Linked DNA regions of Homo sapiens: region 1 is linked to region 2. A link is a contact called in ENCODE Hi-C or POLR2A ChIA-PET data. All regions are on one chromosome and are shown on one strand. The core of a region is the stretch at or near the end of the contact, and the rest is flanking DNA. Distances in the headings are between cores, read along the strand shown. Region 1 overlaps LOC105369376 (a long non-coding RNA gene). Region 2 has its middle 49 kb from the start of CLPB.

Region 1 (6,465 bases), core at 3,270-5,769, 36 kb before region 2:
AATTACCGTACTGAAATTGATGGTGTTTTAGATGGGATGAAATATGATGTGCAGTCAAAGGAGGGACGAGACTTCAGGCCACAAAGAATGACGGGTGCAAAGGCACAAAGACCTAAAAGCCATGCCATGTGGGAAAGGAAAGGGTGGGTAAAGTGCTCATGCTGGCACTTCTCACCATCAGGGTCTGGGAGGAGTACTAGCCTCTCCTGATGCCCTCCATTATCATTGCCAACCATGACTGCTCTGCCTTACTGAGGTCCCTGTCCTCTGGTTGTACCACCTCTAACCTTCCTCAGCCTAGCCATCCTCCCTATGTGTCTGGTCTATTGTGTGGCCCATTTGTGCAAAACCTTTCCATTTTTCAATCTCCTCACTCCAACACCATCCATCTCTCTTCTGTCTAGCCAACCTTTTCTATGGAAATGTCCTCTTGCCTGCCCAGAATCTGTAAACTAGCTACACTGGAAATCTCAAGCCTACCAATATGTTTTCTGAGCACCCCTCTCAGTCTGCCCAGCTTTCACTCTCTTCCTCCTAAAGCACCTCATAGAGAGCACCAGTTCCCAGACCTGCCTCCATCACTGCAGCCACCTGCTCAGTTTAGGCACCCTCATCTCTTGCCCCGATTCCTGCAGCAGCCACAGCCTTCTGCCCGGAACCAGGTCTCCCAACTCTCCTGGCCCTCTGATGTGTCCCCCAACATAGCAGTAGTTTCCATAACTCATTCTGCCCAGCAGATCTTTTCGACCTTTCTGCATGCAGGGAGGTTGGGAGCTTCACTGGGCTAGAGGCTGCCCTGTTGATACGGAAGTGCTGGGAAGGGAAGAGCAGGGTCCCTTTAAATCCTTTAAATGATATGGAAGGAAGGAAGGGAAGTGCTGGGTAGAGAATGGTGTGGTCCCTGGCTAGGGTTCCACCCCCACGGACCTAGGTGAGGACAGGCACTCCTGCCTTCGTGCCCAAATGTTGCATTTCCCAAGACCACCCTGGCCTGCCATGCCCCCAACCCTGTGCCTATAAAACCAACTCTCGGCCGGGCACAGTGGCTCACACCTGTAATCCCAGCACTTTGGGAGGCCAAGGTGAGTGGATCACGAGGTCAGGAGTTCAAGACCAGCCTGACCAACATAGTGAAACCCCATCTCTACTAAAAATACAAAAATTAGCTGGACATGGTGGCCTGCGCCTGTAATCCAAGCTATTCAGGAGGCTGAGGCAGGAGAATCGCCTAAACCCAGGAGGAGGAGGCTGCGTTGAGCCGAGATGGCACCGCTGCCCTCCAGCCTGGGTGACAGAGTGAGACTCTGCCTCAAAGAAAACAAAAAACAAAAAAAAAATCCCCTGCCCCCCAGACCCTAGCAGGCAGACACACAAGTGGCTGTGGCTGGACATCGTGAGGAACACATGGGTGGAAGAAGACACAGAGGCAGCTGGACGTGGAGAGGAGCACATCAGCGGAGGAACACACCAGCACACAGCAGCTGGATGTTGTGAGGAAAGCACTGACAGGCACCAGCACGATGGCAGGCCACTGACTGGCAGGACAACGGGGAGTTTGGCCAGGGCAGTTGGAGGGGAGCCCAGGCCTCCCAGCAGCCCAGGTCCAAGGGAAAACCATCTCCCTTCTGGCTCCCTGATGGGCAGAGAGGTACTTCCACTCAGTAAAATCTTGCACTCATTCTCCAAACCCAGGTGTGATCCGATTCTTCAGGTACACCAAGGCAAGAACCCAGGATACAGAAAGACCTCTGACCTTGTGACAAGGTAGAGAGTCTAATTGAGCTGGTTAACACAATCTGCCTATGGACAGCTAAACTAAAAGAGCAAAACTAAAAGAACACCCTGTAACACAGGCCCACTGGGGCTTCAGGAGCTGTAAACATTCACCCCTAGACACTGCTGTGGGGTCAGAGCCCCACCACCTGCCCATCTATATGCTCCCCTAGAGGTTTGAGCAGTGGAGTACTGAAGAAGCAAGCAATTTCCCCTGTCACATGCCCTGTTAGGGGGACAAAAGAACCTTTCCCATTTCACTGTGTCTCTGTGCCTGGGCTCTGCTCTCTATTCTGGGACATTAGCCCAGTCCTTTCAGGAACCTAATACATTTCAGCAGTTGATTGGAGGCCCAGGGTTCTGTGCCCTGGCTGCATCTGATAGGAGGGCATCCCCTCCTCCATTCCATGATGGCCCCACCACTCGCACCTCCAATGCAGACCCAGACTCACCTGAGCTGTTGAAATTGCTGTCTTGTTTTCTGGGATTTTTAGTAGAACCATCGCAGAAACAATTGAAGTTACTCCTTATTTTCTTAGAACTTTCAAGCAAAATTTTATTGTGTTTTTTATTTGTTTGTTTAATGGTAACTTTCTGATACACCTTATACTCTCAAAAAAGAATTAGCACTTCTTCATGAGGATAGAAAGAGAAGTTTTTGATTTTAACACCCAGGCAGGTTGTGATGATAAATAGTGTCCCCTCTTCACCAAGAAATGGTGGTGACACAGATACATTTCGAGATGAAGATGATGAAGTAAATTGCCCAAATCATACATTCCCTTCCCCACTGTAATCAAATTTGGTTTTAGAGCCTCTGTAAACTCTGTTACAATTCCCTGTAGTGAGAAGCTGAAGAGCACTTGTCAGATAATAATGGAAGGCTTTAAACTGAAAGTTGTGTGAATTTTGAAGGAATTCTCTTACAGCTTTGTTACAATCATTTGCAGTGTTCCCAGTATAGGCCACTAGAGCTGTTTCATGGAAATCACTGAGTTTTTCAGAATAGCTTATTTTGTTTTTGAGTTGCTTCCATGTTTCCGACTTTTTCTAGTCAATGTTTAAATTTGTATTCACTCTCAGTTCTTCTTTTAACAGCTGGGGCACCCTTTTCTCCATTTCTTCAACACAACCCACGCACTGGTCATCAAACACATTGTCAGCCATGTCCAGCTTGGCTGGCTGTCCCAGGCTGGTCACCTGTTAAGAAGGAGTAGAGGCCGGGTGTGATGGCTCCCGCCTGTAATTCTGGCACTTTGGGAGGCCGTGGTGGGTGGATCACCTGAGGTCAGGAGTTCAAGACCAGCCTGGCCAATATGGTGAAACCCTGTCTCTACTAAAAATACAAAAAAAAAATTAGCTAGGCCTGGTGGCATGCACCTGTAATCCCAGCTACTCAGGAGGCTGAGGCAGGAGAATCGCTTGAACCTGGGAGGTGGAGGTTGCAGTGAGCCCAGATTGTGCCACTGCATTCCAGCCTGAGCAACAGAGCGAGACTCCATCTCAAAAAAAAAAAAGAAGGAGTAGAGGCCCTTGACCTGCTGGGAAAGTGTGTTGCAAGCTGCCCAGAGCCCACAGCATGGGCTTTAGCTCAGTATGAAATTTCACAGGTTCCCCTCATAGGACTCATGTATGGCACATGTATGAACCATCTTATGACACTATTAGTAGTATAAAGAGAAAAGCTAAGCTTTGTGACTGTTCTGTTTAGTAGTGCTATTTTTTTTTCTTATTTTGAGACAGAGTCTTGCTTTGTTCCCCAGGCTGGAGTGCAGTGGCATGATCTCGGCTTACTGCAACCTCTGCCTCCCGAGTTCAAGTGATTCTCCTGCCTCAGCCTCCTGAGTAGCTGAGATTACAAGTGTGCACCACTATGCCCCGCTGATTTTGTATTTTCACTAACTCTTGACCTCAAGTGATCTGCCTGCCTTGGCCTCCCAAGTGCTGGGATTATAGGCGTAAGCCACCCTGCTTGGCCTACTGGTGCTATTTTAGAAATATCTTTCAGATTCATGCTCTCTGACCAGCTCTAGCCACAGACTCAACTCTGCAAACTCTATTGTCTCCAAGATGTGAGAAAAGCAAGATTAGCAGGATGTAGGTTGGGAGTGGGTGGTAGATATTATCTGTTGTGTTAGCCACCAAATTAACATGAAGAAGTGAACTGCTATGGCTGGAAGATATGCCATCTTCAAGTTCAAAAATAACTGCAAATAAACATAAGACAATGTGAAGTGTGAACATAAGTTTCATTGTGAGTGTGCTGATGCATCCGTTCTGTGTTAATGAATCCCTACTTCAAATCTGGAAGTCTAGGCTCCTATGTACACTGCTTCCTGAACAGTTAACCAGGAGTCCTTGTAAAGAGCTTTGCCTGGGTCCTGCACCAGGGATGAGGTGACTCTGACATCTGGCTCCGGGTAGGGCACTGGTATTAAAACAATCCATCCTGGTAATAGGCAGAGCCACGTGTCATGCAGACTGCCAGTGAGAGAAACAGACTACGTTTTGGCAGATACTTCCTAACCCCTAACATTTTACTTTCCCATAGAGAAATATTGCAAGTCCTTTCACAAATGCTTTTAAAAAAATTCTTCTCAAAGTTGTGTTAACATGGGGCTCAAATTTAAGTCAATACTTCTGAATATCTCTCAAAGTTGTCAGTACAAAAGGAATCGCTCCTCAGGCACTAGTTGCTGTCTCTAGTTTTAAGCAGCCTCCTTTGCCTCTCAGAGTGTACTTTCACTTTGCAATAAACTTCTTTGCCTACTCTTACTACGGACTTGCTCTCAAATTCTTTTGTATGGCAAAGTCAAGAACCCCAACCAGCCCACAACAACAATTTGAGTGTTTGCAGCTTTCCCAGTTCCCTACACTGCAGAAAGTCGGGGATGACAAAGAATCCTAGTCTAGCCGGAAGCATTAAGAATATACTGAAATTGATGTCTAATTGTGAAAATTCTATGAATATGGTAGGTAAAGAATTTCTTTCAGACAAAAAGCACTTGGGGAGCCATAATTGATAGGAATATATTGCATTGAATAAAAATTATGTTTCAAGTTCTAAAAAATGGTAATTTTTTTTGAGATGGAGTCTCGCTTTGTTCCCCAGGCTAGAGTGCAGTGGCGCAATCTCGGCTCACTGAAGCCTCTGCCTCCTGGGTTCAAGTGATTCTCCTGCCTCAGCCTCCCAAGTAGCTGGGATTACAGGTGTGTGCCACCACACCCAGCTAATTTTTGTATTTTTAGCAGAGACGGGGTTTCGCCATGTTGGCCAGGCTGGTCTCAAACTCCTGACCTCAGTTGATCCCCACCCTCTTGGCCTCCCAAAGTGCTGGGATTACAGGCATGAGCCGCTGCACCCAGCCAAGAATGGTACCCTTGAAATAATTTTTTTTAATCAAATTTAATCCTGTCACAGAGTCAGCATGATTCTAGGGCAATCAAAAATATGGGGGCCAAGTCTGAACCAACCACATCCTGCTTTCTTTTATTAAATAATAGTAATAATTCTATGGATGTTTTTCTTCTAAAATTTGTATTCTGAATTTGGGAGCCTTTGTATTAAATACTGTTAAACCTCAAAAAATGACTTAAATGAAATTATAACTAAAAATTTAAAATTTCTCCTTAATTCTAAAAGAAGTAATTTTATATTTTTCTCTGTATAATAAGTGCTTTTTTTATAGAATGCAAGATTGGGAATTTTAAGCATGGCATATTTTGATTTTATGTGAAAATTTAGATTTCTTCACTAATATTGAACAACTAAAGCACTATACAAAATTAATATAAACATGGCTGTTCAAATGAAATTTTTTGCAAATTGAAATGTGCTATAATGATAAAAACTGGTCTTCTGTGTTTGAAAATTATATGACTCTATGAGAAAATTTCCACCTAAAATATCTGAGCACCACTTAAAGTTTTGCTGTCTGACACATACCTCAAATAACTACTTTTTAATTTAATTGTTTAGTCATCTTATACTTTGATTATATTATTCTAACATTCTTAATTGATTCTTAGAATTTTTAAATTGTATAGCATTAGGGTAATGAATATTTGTATTTATCCAATGTCTCTATATATGGAGTAAATTCTAATCTTTGATCTTCAGGCAAAATTGTAAAAGCTTCTATTTAATATACCCTTGTTTAAGGACTTTTATTTTTTAGAGGCAGGGTCTTGCTCTGTCACCCAGGCTGGAGTACAGTGGCACGTCATGGCTCACTACAGCTTCGACCTCCCAGGCTGAAGTGATCCCCCTACTTCAGCCTCCTGGGTAGCTGGGACTACAGACATACACCACCATGCCCGGCTAATTTTTTAAATTTTTATAGAGACCGGGTCTCCCTATGTTGCTCAGGTTGGTCTTGAACTCCTGGGCTCAAGGGATCCTCCTGCCTCAGCTTCCCAAAGTGCTGAGATTACAAGCATGAGCCACCATGCCCAGCCTTCTTTAAGTATTTCTAAGACTAGAGCTATCCTCCTTAAATTGTTAAAATCCCCCGGAGGAAGATTTTGACTGGCCCCGAGTTAAGACACCGCTAATGAGAAAATACTTTGCTTTTACATCCTATCTACTTTAAAATCACTTAGCAGCTCCTTATCCTCTACTCACAGTGGTTCTCAAGGTTTGAGTGCATAAGAACTCAACTGGGAAACTTGTTACCAACAGAGATTCCTGTC
Region 2 (6,486 bases), core at 1,796-4,295:
TTAGCTGTACTTGGCAGGAAGAATAGGGAAAAGTACACCTATTTCATCTTCAGGGAAAAGGGAGTTCTATATACTGAGTTTTCAATTATAATTATTTTATGACTTTATGTCTAGAAAGTCTATTTTTCTCTTTTTCAAGTCTGCTTTGCAATTCTTTATAGTTTCTCATTTCCTACACATGCTTCTCAAGCATTTCTGTCGTTTATTTATACTTATGGAGCATGTTATTATATAAACTCTGATAATTCCATTACTGGATTTTTTGTCTTCTGAATCTCTCTGTTTTCATTTCTACTAGTCCTTGCCCATGATACCTTATTTCTTTGTGTGGTTAATTATGATTTACACTAAATTATTCACCTTTGAATTTTATTTCTAAGACTTTAAAAAGACTTTTTAGGCTGGGCGCAATGGCTCACGCTTGTAATCTCACCACTTTGGGAGGCCGAGGTGGGCAGATCACAAGGTCAGGAGATCGAGACCATCCTGGCTAACACAGTAAAACCCCGTCTGTACTAAAAATACAAAAAAAATTAGCTGGGCGTGGTGGCAGGCGCCTGTAGTCCGAGCTACTTGGGAAGCTGAGGCAGGAGAATGGCGTGAACCCGGGAGGCAGATCTCGCAGTGAGCCAAGATCGCACCACTGCACTCCAGGCTAGGCGACAGAGCGAGACTCCGCCTCAAAACAAAAAGGCTTTTTATTGAAATACAACTTACATCAGCAAAGTGTAGAAATCCTAAGGTTAATAACGTTTTACTTATGTGTGCACCTGTGGAACTATCACCCAGATCAAGATGCAGAACGTTGGCAAAGCCTGGTGACTCACGCCTGTAATCCCAGCACTTTGGGAGGCCAGGAGTTTGAGACCAGCCTGGCCAACATGGTGAAAACCCATTTCTACTAAAAATACAAAAATTAGCTGGGCATGTTGGTGTGTGCCTGTAGTCCCGGCTACTCAGGAGACTGAGGCAGGAGAATTGCTTGAACCCGGGAGGCAGAGGTTGCAGTGAGCCGAGATTGCACCATTGCACTCCAGCCTGGGCAAAAAGGGCAAAACTCCATCACCCTCCACCAAAAAAATACAGAACATTTCTGGCACCCCAAAAGACATCCTTGTGCCTCCTACTAATCAGTACCCACTCCAACAGTAACTGCTATTCTGATCTCTACCACCATATATTAGTTTATCCTATTTTAAAATGTCATATAAATGGAATCACATAATATACACTTTTTGTATGTCTGGCTTCTTTCATTTAACATTGTCTTTGAGATTCATCCATATTTTTCATGTATCATGTTAGTAGTTCACTATTCTCATTGCTGTTTAATTTTTCACATGTATGCTATATTTATATATATTCCTACTGATGTCGTGAATATTACATATGATATTTCATACATATTATTTAAATATCTAGTATGATTCCTTTGTCAGATATATGTACTGCAAATATTTGCTCCCAGTCTATGAGTTGCCTTTTCGCTTTTTTTTTTTTTTTTTGAAACAGACTCACTGTTTCCCAGGCTGGAGTGCAGTGGTATGATCTCAGCTCACTGCAACATCCACCTCCTGGATTCAAGCAATTCTCCCACCTCAGCCTCCCGAGTAGCTGGGATTACAGGCATGCACCACATGCCTGGCTAATTTTTGTGTTTTTAATAGAGATGGGGTATCTCCATGTTGGCCAGGGTGGTCTCGAACTCTTGACCTTAGGTGATCTACCCACCTTAGCCTCCCAAAGTGCTAGGATTACAGGCGTGAGCCACCATACCTGGCCCCTTTTTGCTCTCTTAATGGTGTCTTTTGGTGAACAGAAGTTCTTAATTTTGGTAAAATCCAATTTATCAATCTTATGTTCTGTCTAGGAACTCTTTTCCACCCATATTCTCCTAGAGGCTTGATTGCTTTATTTTAGCTTCCACATTTAAGTCTACGATCCATTCTAAATTAATTTCTGGTAGTTGCGAGGAAGGAGTCAAGGTTCAATTTTTCAGCTTAGTTATCCCATCAACCCATTTATTTAAATAACTGATAAATTGGAATGGAACCTTTGTCATGAATCCCACACATAAATATATGTGTGGGTCTGTTTCTGGGCTCTCTGTTCTATTCTTTAGGTGGTTTTTTCTCTTTTTTTTTGTTCCCAGAGGAGCAATAAAGAGTTGCATAAAGAAAAAGTGGATGAAGTCCTCCCACCCTCTTCTCTTTGAAGTAACCACGTTACCACTCTGAGAGGCATTTAGCTTTCCTCCATGCTCTTACAAACATATGTAATCATACACAGTGTGCATTTACAAAGAAGTTTTTAACCACATGGGGAGATGCTTTCTTGTAAAACAACGAGAGTAGAATATAAATTTGTATGTATCGAATGTAAATTTCTATGTATCAAACTGTATAAGAGTAGTAATAAAAAATAGCACTTACCATGTGCCAGGTGCTTTACTAAGTGCTTTACGTATATTAACTCATTTAATTCTCACAGCAGCCTGAAAAGATAGGGACAATTTTGCTCCCATTTTACAGATGATGAAATAGAGACACAGAGAAGGTGGAACTTGCCCAGTGCCATACAACCAATATGGTGGAGCTAGGATTCAAACCCAGCCTGTCTGGCTCCAGAACCCATATTCTTAACCAGAATTGGTTAGAATAAGACACGTGGAAACATTAGTTGCACTTACCTCTATGAATTATGATTTTTATTATTTATCCCTTGCTCACTGCCCTTCACCCTTCTGACCATTAGGGCCAAGTTCTTTCCCAGCCTCAAAGCCTTTTCATTTCTAGTATAGACAGTTCCTCCATGACTCACTGCTCAATCAACTGCTATTCAATTTTGAACTCTCAGCCTAAATTCCCCTTTCCCATGAAGTTCGACCTGACTTCCTACACAAGTATGGCTTCCCTGAAACTATTTCACAACTTCCTGTCCCGTGCTTTTCCTTTCTAGCAGTCAGCACAATTGTACATAACAACTTCTGGAATGAGTTGTTTGAACAGCTGTCTTCCCTGAGCACCCCCTAACTGTGGGCTCTATGAAAGCAAGCTCTGGGTCTGTCTTGTTAATCTTTGGGTGCCCAGAGCCTTGTCTGAAACATGTAGATGCATGTGAGGGTTCCACTGTGGAGCAGATCAGCGAGAGATAGGCCAACAGGAGGCATGGCTTGGGGAGCCTTCTCAATGTGTTCTAATACGGGTGCAGAGGGAGGTGCTGGAATCAGACACATAGCCCTGAGTTAAAATACTGACTCAGCAAGCTGTGCAAACCTGGACTATAACACTCATGTTCTGAGATCTACTTCCTCTCATATAATATGGGGTTAAAAATATCACTTCGTGGCCGGGCGTGATGGCTCACTCCTGTAATCCCACCACTTTGGGAGGCTAAGGCAGGTGGATCACGAGGTCAAAAGATCGAGACCATCCTGGCTCACATGGCGAAACCCCATCTCTACTAAAAATACAAAAAATTAGCCGGGCGTGGTGGCTGCGCCTGTAGTCCCAGCTACTCGGGAGGCTGAGGCAGGAGAATCGCTAGAACCAGGGAGGCGGAGGTTGCAGTGAACCGAGACCACGCCACTGCACTCCAGCCTGGTGACAGAGTGAGACTCAGTCTCAAAAAAACAAACAAACAAAAAAAAACCCCTCATATCTACAAGAGTACATGGCACACAGTAGATGTCCAATAGTTAAATGAATTTATTGAACGTTTTTGAAAGAATTAAATATGATTTTTTTCCAGTTTCTTAACTTCTCTGTACCTCTGTTTTCTTATCTGTGAAATGAGATAATAAATAAATGAACTTGCCTGTTTCTTTTTTTTTTTTTTGAAAGGGAGTCTCGTTCTGTCACCCAGGCTGGGGGTGCAGTGGCGCAATCTTGGCTCACTGCAAGCTCTGCCTCCCGGGTTCACGCCATTCTCCTGCCTCAGCCTCCCGAGTAGCTGGGACTACAGGCACCTGCCACCACGCCCGGCTAATTTTTTTGTATTTTTAGTAGAGATGGGGTTTCACTATGTTAGCCAGGATGGTCTCGATCTCCTGACCTCGTGATCCGCCCGCCTCACCCTCCCAAAGTGCTGGGATTACGGGCATGAGCCACAGCGCCCGGCAAAATATGCCTTGCCTATTTCTTAGGATTGTTGTGAGAATTCAAGAATATAATCCACGCAAAGCACAGAACCCAGGGTCTAGCATGGAGGAAATGTTCAATAACGGTTAACTATGCTTCTTATTATTATGGGTAAAGCACCTTCTGGAGTGCCCAGTGCACAGTAGGCACTCTGTAGATAGATGGTGCCAAATGTTACTGACTTAGCCTGGGTGGTGTCATGTCCGGCTGCTTCTAGGGCAATGCAGGGTCCTGGCTCTGAGCGCGCCTCTTGGTTCCAGGTTTGGTGCTGTACTGACACCACCCAGTGGCCAGCATGGGCTACTGTAATCCCAGCCTTGGCTAATACCTTGCTCCAGGGTTACTCTTCCAAACCTGGACTCCGTCCAAACCTTAAGAAGAGCCTTGTGCATTCCCTTGGAAAACTGGGAACACTGGCGACAGAGAAGAGGAAATGGATTTGAAAGATAATTCAAGAATGTGGATTCAACAGACTTTGTGATCAATTATATATCCAGTGGGGAAGGAAGATGGATTTGTCTAAAATAGTGGTTCTTAAGTAGGGGTGATTTTGCCAAAAAGGGGACATCTGGCAATGTCTGGAGACATTTTTGGTTGTCACAACTTGGAAGGAGGAATGCTATTGCAGTCTAGTGGGGATAGACCAAGGATGCTGCCAAATATCCTACAATGCACATGACAGCCCCTCGATAAAGAATAATCCAGTCCCACTGGGCACAGTGGCTCACGCCTATAATCCCAGCTCTTAGGGAGGCAGAGGCGGGAGGATAGCTTGAGCCCAGGAGTTCAAGACCTGCCTGAACAATATAGTGAGACCCTGTTCTCCACAAAAAGGAAAAAAAAAAAAGAATTATCTAATCCAAAATGCCAAAGTGCCAAGGTCAAAATAACCTGGTCTAGACAGTCTAACCTGGGCATTCACTGCATCAAGAAAAGCTGTGAAAAACCTGTCACATGAGCTATCACTACTGTGTCCAGTTCAAGGATCAGGTAGGTCTGAGGACAATCCTAGCCAGGAGCTAGCACAGCCTATGGAATTCTCTCAAGTCAAGGAAGGGGAAACATTATTACAGATCATTTATTTCTTCAACTTACAACATTTATGATCACAATACATATATTTAAACTATTGCTGACAGTGTACGTGGTTATTAATCACACTGAAGGACTTAAACACAGAATACAAGTCATGTTAACTAGAAATTCTCAAAGTAGGCCTGGCGCAGTGGCTCACACCTGTAACCCCAGCACTTTGGGAGGCCAAGGCAGGAAGACTCCTTGAGCCCAGGAGGTCGAGACCAGCCTGGGCAGCATAGAGACCCTATCTCCAAAAAAAAAATTTTTTTAATTAGCCAGGCATGTTGGCACACACCTGTAGTCCACCTACTCAAAAGGCTGAGGCGAGAGGATCACCTGAGCCCAGGAGGTCAAAGATGCTGTGAACCATGTTTGTGCCACTGCTATCCAGCCTGGGTGACAGAATAAGACTCTGTCACAAAAAAAAAAAAAAAGGAGGGGGGCAGGATGCAGTGGCTTACACCTGTAATCCCAGCACTTTGGGAGGCCGAGGTGGGTGGATCATGAGGTTAGGAGATCGAGACCATCCTGGCTAACACGGTGAAACCCCGTCTCTACTAAAAAATACAAAAAAATTAGGCAGGCATGGTGGCGGGTGCCTGTAGTCTCAGCTACTTGGGAGGCTGATGCAGGAGAATGGCCTGCACCCGGGAGGCGGAGCTTGCAGTGAGCCAGATCGTGCCACTGCACTCTAGCCTGGGCGACAGAGCGAGACTCCATCTCAAAAAAAAAAAAAAAAAAAAAAAATCTCGAAATAGGTCACACAATCTTAGAATTCAATTAGGAGATCCTTTGGATTTCCTTGCAGAAAAAAAGCAGTAACTGTGAACCAAGGAAAAGATTCCACTTCTCGTGCTTCCTAGTATTTGCTATAACAAACTTGGGAAGCAGTCAGATCCTTACCCTTCCTTTAATATCTGCTCTACGCTATAGAAAATGTGCAGTCAGAAAGCAGGTTAAGGGCTCCACTTAGTGGGAAGCAACAAGACCAGGAGATCAGGCAGGAGAACCAGGAGCACAAGGCCTTCTCTTGTGTCTGTGAAGGGAAGAAATGTCTCAGAACATGGACATATGAGACCTTTCCAGCTCCACCCTTCTGACAATAAACCAGGCCTGGCCTGGTGGCTCACACCTGTAATCACAGCACTTTGGGAAGCCAAGGAAGGGGAATTACTTGAGGTCAGGAGTTCAAGACCAGCCTAGGCAACATAGTGAAACCCTGTCTCTATAATAATAATAATAAAAAAATCAAAAACAAACCAGACAGAGG

Evidence for each region. A loop is a pair of places that touch in the nucleus more often than their neighbours do. ChIA-PET counts read pairs that join two places held with the same protein, here RNA polymerase II (POLR2A). Pooled maps may share reads with other maps.
Region 1: a loop to region 2 is called in a map of naive thymus-derived CD4-positive, alpha-beta T cell, with 5 times the contacts of the local background. The contact joins two enhancer-like sites. A Hi-C loop is called at or near these places in 3 of 168 maps with a recorded cell type or tissue (CD4-positive, alpha-beta memory T cell and naive thymus-derived CD4-positive, alpha-beta T cell) and 8 of 50 pooled maps. POLR2A ChIA-PET finds 5 or more read pairs at or near these places in 5 of 52 experiments (AG04450, H1, HEK293 and 2 more).

The regions. Positions count from the first base shown.
Region 1 is chr11:72,517,450-72,523,914 of GRCh38, reverse strand. It overlaps LOC105369376 (a long non-coding RNA gene), which reads left to right. Exons shown (of 4, transcript XR_950284.3): 4 at 1-51. It also overlaps the pseudogene ART2P. Among named protein-coding and RNA genes, the nearest start is that of LINC01537, 50 kb to the left of the region's middle. Within about 2 kb of position 4,519, at least 3 of the 41 ENCODE cell types and tissues checked have a DNase peak (open chromatin) inside an H3K27ac peak, as active enhancers do.
Region 2 is chr11:72,480,375-72,486,860 of GRCh38, reverse strand. No RefSeq gene overlaps it. Among named protein-coding and RNA genes, the nearest start is that of CLPB, 49 kb to the right of the region's middle. Within about 2 kb of position 3,045, at least 5 of the 41 ENCODE cell types and tissues checked have a DNase peak (open chromatin) inside an H3K27ac peak, as active enhancers do.